Linked DNA regions of Homo sapiens: all the other regions are linked to region 3. Evidence: chromatin contacts called from ENCODE Hi-C or POLR2A ChIA-PET data. All regions are on one chromosome and are shown on one strand. Each heading gives the region's core, a stretch centred on a gene start or an enhancer-like site at or near the end of the contact. The rest is flanking DNA. Distances are from core to core; before and after follow the strand shown.

Region 1 (2,750 bases), core at 10-2,509, 800 kb before region 3:
AAATTCTTTTGTCATTATTGTTTCAGAAATTTCATGTATTACTCTTTTTCCTATCCTTCTGGAATTTCCATTACACATATGTTACACCCTTTGTAGTTATCCCACAGTTCTTGGATACTCTGTTCTGGGTTTTGTTTTCTTTTGTTTTTTCAGTCTTTTTTCTCCTTGCTTTTCAAATTTGGTGGTTTCTACCAAGTTAAACCTCAAGCTGAGATTCTAACCTCAGCTGTGTCCAGCCTACCATTAAGTCCATCAAACATTTCTGGTAGTGTTTCTAATCTCTTGACATTTCTTTTTAGTTCTTATAATTTCTATTTATTTATATTGCCCATCTGTTCTTGCAGTCTGTGTACTTTATCCATTAGAACCCTTAGCATCTTAATCATAATCATTTTAAATTCCTGGTCTGATAATTGCAACATCCCTGCCACATTGGACTATGTTTTTGCTGTTTGCTGTGCTCTTGAAACTGGATTTTGCCTTTTACTGCCTTATAACTTTTTCTTAATAACCAGGTGCGAGTTACTGAATAAAAGGATCTGCTGTAAATAGGCCTTTAGTAATGTGGTAGTAAGGTATGTGGGGGAGCATTCTATAATGTTATCTTGAGGTCTCAGTCTTTTGGAAAGCCTGTACCTCTGCCCTGTAAACTTCACAAGTGCTTCTCAGTCTCTCCAGTGCCCCCTTACTTGGAACAGGATGGCTAGACTGGTCTGGAGTTGGGTTTTGCCTTTTGCCCAGGTCAGTTATGCTCTGATGAAGCTCCAGCAGGATAGGCTCTGGTTGATTTAATTTCTCCTGAGGGTAGCGTTATTAGGAACAGAATGCTTTGGCATATTTCACAATGATTCCTTTTCTCCTTCCCTTGTCTAAGGCATGAAAGTTATCTCCAATATTCAGAGGAGGTTTTTCTTAAATATTCACTGGGAAAACCTGGTCAAGCTCTTGGAGGTAAAAGTGTGGAGATGCTTGATTACTGGATTTCCCTGGAGTTTATCTCAGACTTGTTCATTCTGAGCCTCTTGTAATTCATCAGTTATAGTTTGTTTACCTCCTTTGGTACAGATTCTCATGCAGGTTTGTGGCTTGTGGGTTTCTGCTCCAGCAAGCTACAATTCTCTGCATTTTCCTATTGGTCTTTCCCATTTGGGGGGTTTGTGATTTGACCCCTGATCTTACCACTCTGACAAATCCTAAGAAGAGTTGTTGATTTTTCAGTTTTTTTCGGCTTTTTATCTTGTAGGGCTTAGTGTTGACTTACAGCTTCTTACATGCTGGACCAGAAACCAGAAGTCCTAGCTCTTTTTAAAAAATTAATCTGCTTAACAGTCTTTTGTAGAGCACAAGTCCAATTTATCAGTTTTTCTTTCTATGGATAATATGTTTGGTGCCAAGTCTAAGAACTTTGCTTTGCCCTAGATCTGAAAGAGTTTATTGCTTTTTTTCTCAAATGTTTTGTATTTCTATGTTTTACATTTAAGTCTGTGATCCATTTTGAGTTAATTTTTCTGTAAGGTATGAGGCTTAGCTTGATGTTAATTTTTTAAAAATTTGTTTTAATTATAGTAAAATGCAACTAAGATAAAATTTACCACTTTAGTCATTTTTAAGAGAACAGTTCAGTAGCATTAAGTACAGTCACATTGATTGTAGCCATCAACACTAGCCATCCACAGAACTCTTTTCATCTTGCAGAATTGAAACTCTGTACCCATTAAACAATACCCCCCCATTTCCTCCTCCTTCTAGTCTCTGATACCCACAGTTCTACTTTCTATCTCAGAATTTCACTACTCTAGGTACCTCATGAAAGTGAAATCTTACAGTGTTTGTCTAGTTTGGGGTCTTTTTTAATTTTTAATTTGACATAGTTATTTTAATAGTACATGTATGTATTTATGGGTAACATGAGATATTTTGATACAGGAATGCAAAGTGTAATAATCACATCAGAGTAAATGGGGTATCCATCATCTCATGCATTTATCCTTTGTGTTACATACAGCCCAGTCATACTTTAGTGATTTTTAAATGTTCAGTTATTTTTTACTGTAATCACCCTGTTGTGCTAGCAAATGCTAGGTCTTATTCTATTTTTTTTTTGTAACTATTAACCATCCCCACTTCCCCACACCCCACCCCCAACCCCAACCTTCAAGCCTCTGGTAGCCATCCTTCTTCTCTCTCTCTCACTTTCTCCCCATGAATTCAGTTGTTTTAATTTTTACCTTCCACAAGTAAGTGAGAACATGTACTGTTTTTTTTTTCTGTACATGGCTTATTTCACTTAAAATAATGACCTCTAGTTCCATCTATATTACTGCAATGACAGGATGTTGTTCTTTTTTATGGCTGAATAATACTCCATTGTGTATATGTACCACATTATCCATTCATCTGTTGATGGACACTTAGGTTGATTCCATATCTTGACCATTGTTAATAGTGCTGCAGTAAACATGGGAGTGCAGATATCTCTTTGACATACTGATTCCTTTCTTTGGGCTATATAGCTAGCAGTGGGATTGCTGGATAATATGGAATCTCTATTTTTAGTTTTTTGAGGAGCCTCCAAACTATTCTCCATCATGATTGTGCACCAGCCACTGTGTCCCCCTAACAGTGTATGTGGTTTCTCTTTTCTCCCCATCCTTGCCAGCATTTGTTATTGTTTTTCTGTGACTGGCTTATTTTACTTAGCATAATGTCTTCAAGATTCATTTATATTGTAGCATGCATCACAATGTTTT
Region 2 (2,700 bases), core at 117-2,616, 630 kb before region 3:
CTGGAAAGGTAATAGCCATTTACTGCAAAGGTATCCCAGCTCATATACAGAGAGTGATGCGTCTACAGAAAGACAGCCTTCCCACTTCCCTTCTGGGGTTCTAATGTCTTCCTGGAATTTCCTCCCTGGAAATCTCTGTTTTCCCTGAAAGAGTTAACTTTCAGGAAGCATCCTGAAAGAAAACAATATGGTTCCTTTTGGAAGGGAACAGAGTTATTTATGACATGTTTAAAGTATGCAACCTCTAAAGTATTAATTGAAAAGTCAATAATCTAACGTACTACTATCACGTCACTTTCAAAGTAATAACTCGTCCATAATGTTTTAAAAACTCATATAACCATCAAAAGTATGTAATAAAACACAGTATTCCTCTGCTTTCTTCATCTTCTTGTTCTGCTCCTTAGAGGTAACTATTTTCAATTTTGTCATGTTCTAGCATTTACCCTCATATTTCTAAATATGCAACTTTGCTATTTATTCACCAATTTTAGAAATTATCCAAGTTATCTATTATCATGGTAGAGGAGGAGTTACACTCCCTTAGCTTCCCCAATCCATCCTTCCAATGCAGTTTTTTCATAAATTTTGGTAAATTCATTTTCAGTGTTTTTCATTGCTATGACTGTATATATATTTACATCTAAATCAAGAAGTGTGAATGAATAGTACACTCCAGGGAAATCAGGTGGCCAGCTGGCTTTTTCTTCATGTAGCCCCAAAGGTCAATGCGTTACTGGTCGAGGGTGTCCAGGTTCTTGGCATCTTCCACAAAGAATTGGACACAATGCACAAACAAAGCAAGAAAAGAATGAAGCAGCAAAACCAGAGATTTACTGAAAACGAAAGTACACTCCACAGAGATGGAGCGTCCCAAGCACAGGAGCTGAAGAGCCTAGTTACATAATTTTCTGGGTTTAAATATTCACTAGAGGTTTTCCATTGGCCACTTGGTGTATACCTCATGCAAATGAAGTAGTGGCCCACATCAGTCTGATTGGTTGCAGAAAGCAATCAATCAAAGGCTGAAGTGAAGTTAAACGGTTACACTCTATGCAAACATCTGATTGGTTGTGGAAAACAACCAATCACAGGCTAAAGTGAAGTTACAAAGTTATACTTCTATGCAAATGAAGACTTGGCTACCAATCAGTCTGATTGTGGAAAGCAACCAATCAGAAGTATTTTAAATTTTCCATCTGCCATGCAGGAAAGAGGGGGTGGTTTGCAAAGGGAGTAGCCTGTGGTCTCTTTGTTACTTAGATGTGGAAAGTCGGGGTTTTCCTTTTGATACAGTTCTAGGAAGTCAGTGGGAATTGGCCTTAGGTTCCCTACCTCCAGACCCTATTTTCTTGCGTCAAATGTCTCTAGAGAGACGCTGTATTTTTTCTGAGGTGGTTCATCTCCCCACATCCTGCTTGTGGTTGTATGATTGGTTATTGTTATTCTGAAATTCAGTAGGGGAACTTGAAAAAGGCTTTACAATTTCAAATGCAGATCACTGACTCTGTTTCAAATGGGTCATCTCATCTTCACTCTTCTCTATTCCTAGTTCAGTTTCAAAGTATCTCCTCCACTACTAGTACTGGGAAGACGTAGGACCTGACTCCTTACAGTGTGGATAGTAACCTGGGAATCTAACTGTTGCTTATACAGGCTTTCAAACAGTCCCTCGACTTTGCTTTTTACACACTGTGGCACCAAACCTTTATAGACTCCAATGGGGATGACACCAGGTTCAAGAGGCCAAAGAAGAGACCCAGAGCCAGCAAACAAGACATGGGGTTGTACTGGGGGCTAAACACAGGGGAGAGCCCAGTGGTGGTGGGCGGAACAGGAGAACCCCACGACCCAGGGGCAGTAGGCTGAGCAGAAGAATCACAACCACTTGCAAAAAGCATGCAGGTTTTACAGCATTTTCACTTAGCCCCTGCCTCCTAATAAGCTCCACCTGGAAACTTGCATTTAAACCAAAACAAATGGCCTCAATCCTCTGTACAGCTCACATTCCACAGGACAGGATGGGGCCTAGATGTTCCTTATAGATAAGGAATGAATCTCTGCGTTGTCCTCTCCCACATTCCTTAGCTTGGAACTCTGAACCGCATTCAGGTGCACCTGCTATACAGGGTCATTCTCAGGGTATGCGTAAATTATTGCTATCAGGTGCATTTAACACACATACACACAAACACAGAGACACACACACACACACACACATTGACACACACAACCCTACCTTCTGAGATACTTGGCACTTCCAATTCATGAGCATTTTCAGGATTCTGTGGGACGAATCAGCTAATTCCTATTAGTATCCTCATTTATGGGTACTCTTAAATTGTTAAGTCTACTGATTACATTTAAAATGTACTGGGTAGAGGGAGAGGTGGGAGAAATAGGAATTTATCTTCAAATAAGCAATAAAGCATCAATTGTGTTGGGTTCATTGCATATCTGTGATTATAAATAGACTTTTAATTTGTCTATAGAGTTCTGTCTATCCTCCATGAGCTTGGCGTGACAAGTCTGGTTTTGTTTTGTTTTGTTTACCTTGACAGATAAGAAAGGAATCTTGAAGCAGCACTTGCCTTGTGTCAGGGGATTTAACAGGACAGGTCTGGGCCCCTGAACTACAGGTGATGTTAAAGAACCATGACTTTAATCTTTAAAATATTCTACAATTGCAGGAACATGTGA
Region 3 (2,786 bases), core at 287-2,786:
GTGGAGTTCAAACTGACTATAGTTAAGAACGAAACAAATAGCCAATACAAAGAATAATAAAAGGATGAGTTCAAATTATCTGCCACATGTCATCAACTTTTATTAAATGATAAAAAGGTTAATTAAAATTGTAAATGATTTTTCAGAAGAAATTACATCTTAAAATTGGCCTGTGAAAGTGGCTTGAAAGGTATAAAAATCTACCAGTAGCTGGTATTAGCTTTCTTAGTAATTTAATTTTCAGTTAGAGAAAGCCAGACCACTTTGACCTTTCGAAGTCCTTTGGTATAGATACATATACATTTAAAAAGATAAATGAAAACAAGCCATTGATTAATAATGCCCATCGCAGAAGCTGTAATTATAAAATTAAGATTTTTTGATGTCACTGTTGATGTTGAATATAGTTAATAGAAAAGCAAAAATAAAAAATAAAAAAGGTCTAATTTTGAGGCACTCTTTTGTCTCTGCTCAGGTCCACCGTCTTCCTTGCTAATGTTTACGTTTATTATTAATTTTTCCATTTATTTATTTACTTTTACCACAATTAGGGGACAGAGAATGAAACCTAAACTTTTTATTGCTTCTGTAAAGAGTGAATATAAATGTAAGATTTTTTTTTTTTGAGACGGAGTTTTGCTCTTGTTGCCCAGGCTGCAGTTCAGTGGCGCAATCTCGGCTCACTGCAACCTCTGCCTCCCAGGTTCAAGCAATTCTGCTGTCTCAGCCTCCCAAGTAGCTGGGATTACAGGCCCGCGCCACCTCTCCTGGCTAATTTTTTGTATTTAGTAGAGACGGAGTTTCACCATGTAGGTCAGGCTGGTCTCGAACTCCTGACCTCAGGTGATCCACCCGCTTCGGCCTCCCAAATTGCTGGGATTACAGGCGTTGAGCCCCGGCGCCCGGCCACCAAATCCTTTTTCAAAACAACTCCCTTCTTTGACACAGTGCAATTTAAATAAGTATACAATTAACAAAGTACGTTTTTCTTGTTCAAAACCATCACTGAACAGTTTGCAACAGTAGGGTATGAATGCATACAATCTCGATGGTCTTTACACCTTCAGAGGCTATTCGGACTTAAGGAAACGTGCATTTACAAGTGTAAATGTAAAAGCTCAGTAGTTGCCTTGTAAAGTGCTTTTCGGGGTTGTGGGGTTGGGGGTGGTAGGAGTAGGTGGTGCCTCAAATTATACTAGCGAATACCAACATTCCCAAACATCTAGCCCTCTGCCTAAACTCACCCGGTTGCGGTCTGTCATTTTCGCTCTTCTTTGTTAATTTTTTCGGCAAAGTCAGTTTTCATGCAGCAGATGGCAAGAAAGCCGGTGAACGCCTAGGGACGTGGCCTTTTAACCGCACCCAATTAAAGCAGCAAACAGAAGATGAATAGCTGGGTGGATCAGTATGTGTAAACCTATCCGTTTAATCCGGGGAGCTGTTTTCCCGGGTGAAACCACGAATTCTTTCTGGAGGTTGCAACTCGTAACCATAGCAACTGGAAGTGGTCGCCGGCTCCCGGATGTTGTGGGGATCTGCGGCCGCCTGGCCCAGCTTCCCGCAGCCGCCCGGCGGCGGCCTGCGCTCCACTTCGGGAGTGGTAGTTCTTCTCTTCACCGCTGCCGGGCAGGAGGCGCAGGCGGGACTACGCGTCACGGCATGCACTGCGGCGCCCAGCCGGTCACCGCCTGCCGGCTGCAGACGCCTGCGAGCAGGTTGTTTTTATAAGAGGCGTCATTGGCGCCCGAGCTGTGACCGCCGCCACTGGGGCAGCCAGCACAATCGGGCGGAGGTGGCGCTGCCCCTTCAGGTACTGTACTAGGCGGGCTTAGACCCCGGGAGGGGGTTTGTGCCGACTGTCTGAGTCCCTGGCCGACACGCTCGGCTCAGTAGAGGAGCAGTGGCGGGGTCCGCCTCCTAGGCTGGGGCTGCTCGGGCGGGGACTTGACGCCTGGTGTCAGCGGCCGCACGGGCGACCTCCTCGGGCCGTGCGCGAGTGCACAGCTCCGGAGGCCCGAGCCGACCCTGGGGCGTCCGGTCCGGTGGTCTTGCAGCCTCCAAACCCCGAGTGCTATACCGAACTGCGCGCCAAGGGTGGGAGAGCTGACGGCCTGGGCCACCCTTCTTCCTTCACTGGGCAGGCTTTGAGGTGCTTGTCGGTCTGGACTGATGAAAATCCATATGGTAAGATGTTATGTGCGTCACCCTGCCGGGTTTAATGCCAGCCTGTCTTTTGATGACATTTGAGCCCCCGTGATGTCAGGAATAGAAAGATTAAATATTAAATAATGCCCGGAGACTTCCGCTAGCACGCCAGCCTGATGATGATCAAATACCTCTCCATATCCTTCTCCAGTTCCAGTGGCCTCCTTTAGCTTTGGTCTCCCTAATCGATTTGTCCTCATTAGCAGCTGTCCCATGCAGTGCCTTGTACGCGTTGTTTATGTTTAGCACTATTGGGAGCGCCAAGTAAGGTATTTTATTGAGTGGTGAAGTTTGCACTGTTCTGCTCTACTTTTATTGAAAAACACAGTTGGGCATTCTTGTAGTTAGAATAGCTAACTATATAGTACTATGAATTTTAGATTTGTCTCCTCCAATCTACAGGATAGTGCTTGAAATATCGCTATTACTGCATCGTATCTTTTAAGATTAGAATCATATTGGGTCCCACACGTCTCAGGGGATATTTATCACACACATCCAGTGTGAATGGTTTACTTTTATTTTCTGAGTTCAGGTCATATAGCAGAAGATGGAGATGGTGAGGGTATTATTTTAATTCA
Region 4 (2,700 bases), core at 57-2,556, 590 kb before region 3:
ACGCCCAGCTAATTTTTGTGTTTTTAGTAGAGACAGGGTTTTACTATGTTGGCCAGGTTGGGCTCGAACTCCTGACCTAAGGTGATTCACCGCCTTAGGTTTCCCAAAGTGCTGGGATTACAGGCGTGAGCCACCGCGCCCGGCCAAGTACGAGAAAAATCTTACGTAACAAACCAGTAATATGGGCTATAGCCTTGTTCCCACGTAGCATCTTAAACTGTTAAAAATAAATCAGAGTTATTCTGAAATCATTGAGGAAAATAAAAATTAGATTTTGAGATTGCAGAATTCTGCAAATTTCTGCAAATGTATAAAAACAACATGATATAAATTGTGGCCTGGGTGTTCATAATTCTCCCCAGACTCTTTTATGGATGCCTTATTTGGTGGAGGTCTTCCTGTAATTATGGAATTATAAAGCCCATCAGACAGGAATATTAAAAAGCATGATTATTCCATAACCTTATTCCACAGGAGGAGTTATTCCACAGGAGGAGTTATTCTACAGGAGGTCCTAGTTCACTTTATTTTTCCCTCTTCGTCACTGCCTTCTGGTGGTGCTGCGGATCAACGCCCAGCTAAAGCAGGTTTAGAGGGTCAGCCTGGAGATTGGATTGTTACTGGTGGGATTTAAAGATGGACAGACCATAGGACAACAAATAGCTTAGGAACTGGCACTGTTTACAAATCCTAGGGAGAGAATTTCAGATCCCGAGTCCAAGACTGCTGCGATCCCTCCAGGCCTCCCCATTTGCTGCCACGCTCAGGCTTTCCCTGGCGGTCCCCAGGTCCAGCTTCTTATGGGAATGACACCCTTAACCGACAAGAAAGCGCTATGATTTTCCGTTTGGGATTTAAGCGGGGATTAAGCTCACGGATTCCCAGGCGTCTAGTCAGAGGCCGAACTCTGGGTCGGATCTCAGCGAGACTTGTTGCTGAGGAACACTGCAGCTTGGCTTCCCGGCGCTTCCCGGCGCTCCCTGGCTCCCCGGCGGGCCCGTCAACCACCCACCTCCCGGGAAGGGACCGAGGGCGCGCCCCGCCACGCGCGCTCCCCACGCCATGGTCCCCGCCGCGCGCGCTCATCCCACCCGAGCCCCGCCGCACGCCCTCCCCACTCCCCGAGCCCCGCCACGCGCGCCCCCGCCCAGCCCCAGGAGCGCGCGCCGCCGGCCTTTTCCCGCCGCGCTGCCGGGTGCCGCTAGTGCCCGCTCGCCGCGGGAGGCGCTGCTGTCGCTGAGGGAGCGCCTCCTCCTCTTCCTCCAACTCTTCCCCGCCTCCTCCCGCTTCTCCTCCTCCTCCTCCACAGTTGCCTGCCCTGGGCGGGGGCGAGCGCGTCCGGTTTGCTGGAAGCGTTCGGAAATGGCAACTTGCGCGGTGGAGGTGTTCGGGCTCCTGGAGGACGAGGTGCGGGGACCGCGGGGCTGCGGGGCGGGCTTCCCTTCGGGTTATTCAGCAGCCGGACCCGGGGAGGTAGCGGCGGCGGCCACGACCGGAGGCTCTGCTGTCAGCCCCTCCTCCCTCGGCGCGAGCCTGGGGAGCGCGCGAGGCGCCGCGGGGACTGTGGGGGCGGCTCGGCGCGCGGGCGCTGGGGGCTCGCTGGAGGGAGCAAGCTTGTCGGGTCCACACCCGCCCCTTCCCGGAGCGGCCGCCGCCTTACTTGTCAGTTTCCTTCAGGAAGTGTTGAGGAGGGGGCTAGGCGGTCGGCGGGGGACCCACATCACCGCGCCAGCCCCTTCCTGCCACCCCCGCCGGGTGTGCGGAGCTCCCAGGCGTTGGGAGACGGTCGCAGCATCCCCGCTGTTGATTTGCTTGCTCTGGCGGAGGCCGGGCCGACTTAACTTTACGGACTTCGGTCTGGAGAGTTCCAAGTGAATTGTCATTCGCTGGTTTGTTTTTTTCTTCTTTATCTGAAATCCTTTTTAATCCCCTAACTAGAGACAGGGATGGGAGAGCAGGAACATAAATTTTCCTCCTCCTCTTTAGCAACAAGTGTCTAGTGTGAGAAGTTCATGCTTTATTTCACCGGTCGTCGTTGATGTTAAAAAGTGAAGCCAAAAAAGTATAAATACTTTATAAAGAAGTTACCACATCTGTTCCCTTTGAAAACTAGATTAAGCTCTGGGATTTGAAGAAGGCAAAGCTGTTTCTTTTCAGCTAAATAACTAATGCTGATTATGCCTATGCTTATTAAAAATATTGTACGACCATTTGGAAAGGTTGTTCCGTCGTAAATGATATGTGGCTTCTGTGTGTTCTTGGAGATTGTCTCAAAAATGCAAATGGGTGGGAGATGAAAAGGCTGCATGTAGTCTAACAGTGACTGGTTCCGAGTGAAAAAAATCAAGTTTTTTGCTTTCTTGTTGGCTGACTAAGCTGCCACATGTACCTTTTATCAAGATGAGACCCAGTTAACTGAAAATCCATCAACCTAATTTATACTGCTTGCTTAAGTATTGTAATATTTAAGTTGTATAGTTCCTTCTCTTAGTACCTTGGTGTCGTCAAACATTTTACACTTCTCTTGAGAGTTCTTTGTTTATAAAGGGTGGGCAATTTGTTAATGCAGTTATTTCAGGATATTTTGAGAATGCTTACGTGATGCGATTAGAATTTAATTTCCTAGCTATTGCTGCCAGAAGAGAAATAAAGTGATGATGGACAAATGGTGGCGGCTCATAGTCCCTCAGAAACAATAGT
Region 5 (2,700 bases), core at 128-2,627, 960 kb before region 3:
CAAATATGCTTATAGATCATATGTAGATCATACGATAACTCTAGTTTAACCCTCTGATACAAACTGCCAACTATTTCCAAATTTTAATCTAGTTATTTTATATTAAAACGGAAGGGAGTTGTTAAAAGGCACTTTTTTATAAGGGTATGTATGATGGCAAATAAAACAGACATCGCCTCTGCCCTTGGAACTTACAGTCCAGTGGAGACAGACAAAAAGGAAATTCACAAATGAATTTATTGTAACAAATTATGCTAATTAGAAAGAAAAATCACTGAGACAATGAAAAAGACCAACAAGGGAGCCTACTTAGCATGGTCAAGGAAGGCCACTCACATTACAGGTTGAAGGCGTGTGTGACTGTCTCTTTCCTGAGATAGAAAGAAAACCTGGAAGAGTTTTTGGAACTAAAAGGCCAGTGAAGCTGGAGAGTTTTAGGGGGAAAAGGGGAAGAGGGAATAAGATCAAATAGAGGAGGCAGGAGGAGCCACATCGATCAGAGCTTTTGAAATGCAACAGGAAACTACTGTAGAATTTTAAGCAAAGGCATGGTAGATCAAATTAAAAGATTACACTGGCTGCTGTGTGAAAACTTGGGGATGAGGAGTAGAATGGGCCAAGAATGAAAGCACCGTTGTCAGGATAGTTGTAATTACACTGAGAACAGATAAGAAAAGGAATATTTGAACGAGAATGGTAATTCTGATTGCAGTGGGAAGCATCCTTTCAATTTAGAAACCAACCTAAAGGAAATTTACACAAGGTAAACTCTATGAACTTGATATTAAGCGAAATAACCTAAACTATCAAGTGAACTAACTATTCGTGGCAATTCCTGCTACCCAAATAACTTCCAACAGTATCTTGCTGTTTACTTGGGCTACGTTTTAAATTAAACAACATGCTTACTTGGGCTAAATTTTCGCCCACTTCAAATATCTTCTAATACGCAGGCGAACTACTCAGATCAAAGACAAAGAAAGGATAAACGGCAGGTGAACGAGATGACGAGAAGGGAATGCTGCAGAGTGAGTGGTCCCGAAGATCCAGCCAGTCTCCAGAAAAAAGTACTTGTAAGCAGCCTCATTCAGATGAAAGAAAGAAGGAAAAGTTCAACCGCCGAATTTCTTACTTATATTCTTCCTCCAAGGCGAGGAGGTCGGGTCCAGGTGTAGAGGGTTGCTGAACGGGTGGCGGGAACGGAGTCCCTGGAACGCTGCTTCTCTGTAAAAGAGCCACAGACTTTCAGACCCGAAGTTAAAGGAAGTTAGGCGTCCTAGTCGCCGGAACCCAGACGCTCCCCAGGAGCCTGGAGTTGAACTGACCGTGAGACACAGACTTCGCCCCGCCATCTTCGGCGACTGCGACGCGGTTACCGAGGCAACGACGCATCTTCCCGCGAGAGTTTCCACATCCCGGTTGCCTCCCGCCCGGGCGCCTACGCCTTCCCACTCTCAGGTTCTGTGCTGCGAGCGGCGCGAGCCTCTGGCAGCGGGCTCGGCCTTTGCTCGCAGCACTCGGCGCTGTCCCAGGAACCCAGGAAGGCTTCCTAACTGCAAATTCGACTTAGTTAGTGCAAATTCTCAACTTGTGGGGGTTGAAAGAGTTTCAGCCAAAACAGGCAGGTCCTTTGCCGCTACTCTATAGAAAGCAAGCTGGTGAGGCAATCCCTCCCTGTTGTGCTTTTCAAACCGTTAGTGGCTAATCCGACCTTCACCCCGTTTGCTTAAAGTGAGCTCTTCAGTGGAATTCAGAAGTTTTGATTTCTAATTTTTGTTTACAGCATGCATGGCTAAGACTCAGGCTCTCAAGTTAGTCAACCTAAATTATTATCCTGGCACTGCCACTTACCAGTTATATGGCCTTGGGCAAATCACTCTGTATATCGGCCACTTCATTTGTCAAATGGAAGTGAGAATAGTGCCCACTTCACAGTTATTATGAGAAGCAAATGAATTCGTGCTTAGGATCATGCCTGAAACACGTAAGCGGTTAACAATTTCAATTGTTTTGGAATAAAATTGACATCCAAAAATAAACCGTGATATGATGTATGGTCATCTGATCTTTAGAAAGGGTGCAAGACCATTCAATGGGAAAATAATTGTCTTCAACAGATGGGGAGACAACTGGATATCCAAATGCAATTAGACCCTTAACTTCACACCATATACAAAAATTAAAATGTATCAAAGACCTAAACTTAGGAGCTAAAACTCTAAAGCTCTTCAAAGAAACTGTTGGTGTAAATCTTTATGACCTTGAATTACAATTCTGAGAATCCTTGATGGATTCTTAGATATGACACCAAAAGCAGTAGCAAAAAAAAAAAAAAAGAAAAGAAAAAAGAGGCTGGGCACAGAGGCTCATGCCTGTAATCCAAGCACTTTGGGAGGCCAAGGCGGGTGGATCACCTGAGGTTGGGAGTTCAAGACCAGCCTGACCAATATGGAGAAACCCCGCCACTCCTAAAAAAAAAAAATTAGCCGGGTGTGGTGGCTCATGCCTGTAATCCCAGCTACTGGGGAGGCTGAAGCAGGAGAATCGCTTGAACCTGGGAGGCAGAGGTTGCGGTGAGCTGAGATTGCACCATTGCGCTCCAACCTGGTCAACAAGAGCGAAATTCCATCTCAAGAAAAAAACAAAAAAAAGGAAAAAAAAATAGATAAACTAGACATTATCAAAACTAAAAACCTTTAG

Evidence for each region. Hi-C counts contacts between places; a loop is a spot of excess contacts on that map. ChIA-PET counts read pairs that join two places held with the same protein, here RNA polymerase II (POLR2A). Pooled maps may share reads with other maps.
Region 1: a loop to region 3 is called in a map with no recorded cell type, with 3 times the contacts of the local background. The contact joins the enhancer-like site here to the promoter of PIERCE2 in region 3. A Hi-C loop is called at or near these places in 2 of 37 single-sample maps with no recorded cell type and 3 of 50 pooled maps. POLR2A ChIA-PET finds 5 or more read pairs at or near these places in 2 of 52 experiments (PC-9 and activated CD4-positive, alpha-beta T cell).
Region 2: a loop to region 3 is called in a map of naive thymus-derived CD4-positive, alpha-beta T cell, with 20 times the contacts of the local background. The contact joins the enhancer-like site here to the promoter of PIERCE2 in region 3. A Hi-C loop is called at or near these places in 1 of 168 maps with a recorded cell type or tissue (naive thymus-derived CD4-positive, alpha-beta T cell) and 7 of 50 pooled maps. POLR2A ChIA-PET finds 5 or more read pairs at or near these places in 1 of 52 experiments (T-cell).
Region 4: a loop to region 3 is called in a map of dorsolateral prefrontal cortex, with 5 times the contacts of the local background. The contact joins the promoter of NEDD4 here to the promoter of PIERCE2 in region 3. A Hi-C loop is called at or near these places in 1 of 168 maps with a recorded cell type or tissue (dorsolateral prefrontal cortex) and 14 of 50 pooled maps. POLR2A ChIA-PET finds 5 or more read pairs at or near these places in 1 of 52 experiments (activated CD4-positive, alpha-beta T cell).
Region 5: a map with no recorded cell type shows a loop between it and region 3 (11-fold over the local background). The contact joins the promoter of TEX9 here to the promoter of PIERCE2 in region 3. A Hi-C loop is called at or near these places in 5 of 37 single-sample maps with no recorded cell type and 7 of 50 pooled maps. POLR2A ChIA-PET finds 5 or more read pairs at or near these places in 2 of 52 experiments (A549 and OCI-LY7).

Annotation. Positions count from the first base shown.
Region 1 is chr15:56,206,265-56,209,014 of GRCh38, reverse strand. All of the region lies in intron 2 of RFX7 (regulatory factor X7), which reads left to right. Among named protein-coding and RNA genes, the nearest start is that of RFX7, 36 kb to the left of the region's middle. Within about 2 kb of position 1,259, at least 3 of the 41 ENCODE cell types and tissues checked have a DNase peak (open chromatin) inside an H3K27ac peak, as active enhancers do.
Region 2 is chr15:56,042,102-56,044,801 of GRCh38, reverse strand. No RefSeq gene overlaps it. Among named protein-coding and RNA genes, the nearest start is that of NEDD4, 50 kb to the right of the region's middle. Within about 2 kb of position 1,366, at least 5 of the 41 ENCODE cell types and tissues checked have a DNase peak (open chromatin) inside an H3K27ac peak, as active enhancers do.
Region 3 is chr15:55,407,245-55,410,030 of GRCh38, reverse strand. PIERCE2 (piercer of microtubule wall 2) reads right to left here and starts at 1,536. Exons shown (of 2, transcript NM_001198784.2): 1 at 1,245-1,536. The coding sequence starts at 1,262. CCPG1 (cell cycle progression 1) reads left to right here and starts at 1,672. Exons shown (of 9, transcript NM_001204450.2): 1 at 1,672-1,810. The region is part of intron 8 of DNAAF4-CCPG1 (DNAAF4-CCPG1 readthrough (NMD candidate)); the gene reads left to right. RefSeq lists enhancers at 1,293-1,492, 1,543-1,812, 2,173-2,452.
Region 4 is chr15:55,992,218-55,994,917 of GRCh38, reverse strand. It overlaps NEDD4 (NEDD4 E3 ubiquitin protein ligase), which reads left to right and starts at 1,306. Exons shown (of 29, transcript NM_006154.4): 1 at 1,306-1,407. The coding sequence starts at 1,363. RefSeq lists silencers at 100-297, 1,084-1,183, 1,424-1,773 and an enhancer at 1,276-2,058.
Region 5 is chr15:56,364,103-56,366,802 of GRCh38, reverse strand. TEX9 (testis expressed 9) reads right to left here and starts at 1,377. Exons shown (of 12, transcript NM_001395496.1): 1 at 1,326-1,377; 2 at 1,133-1,224. The coding sequence starts at 1,352. RefSeq lists enhancers at 1,084-1,133, 1,674-1,723, 1,734-1,913.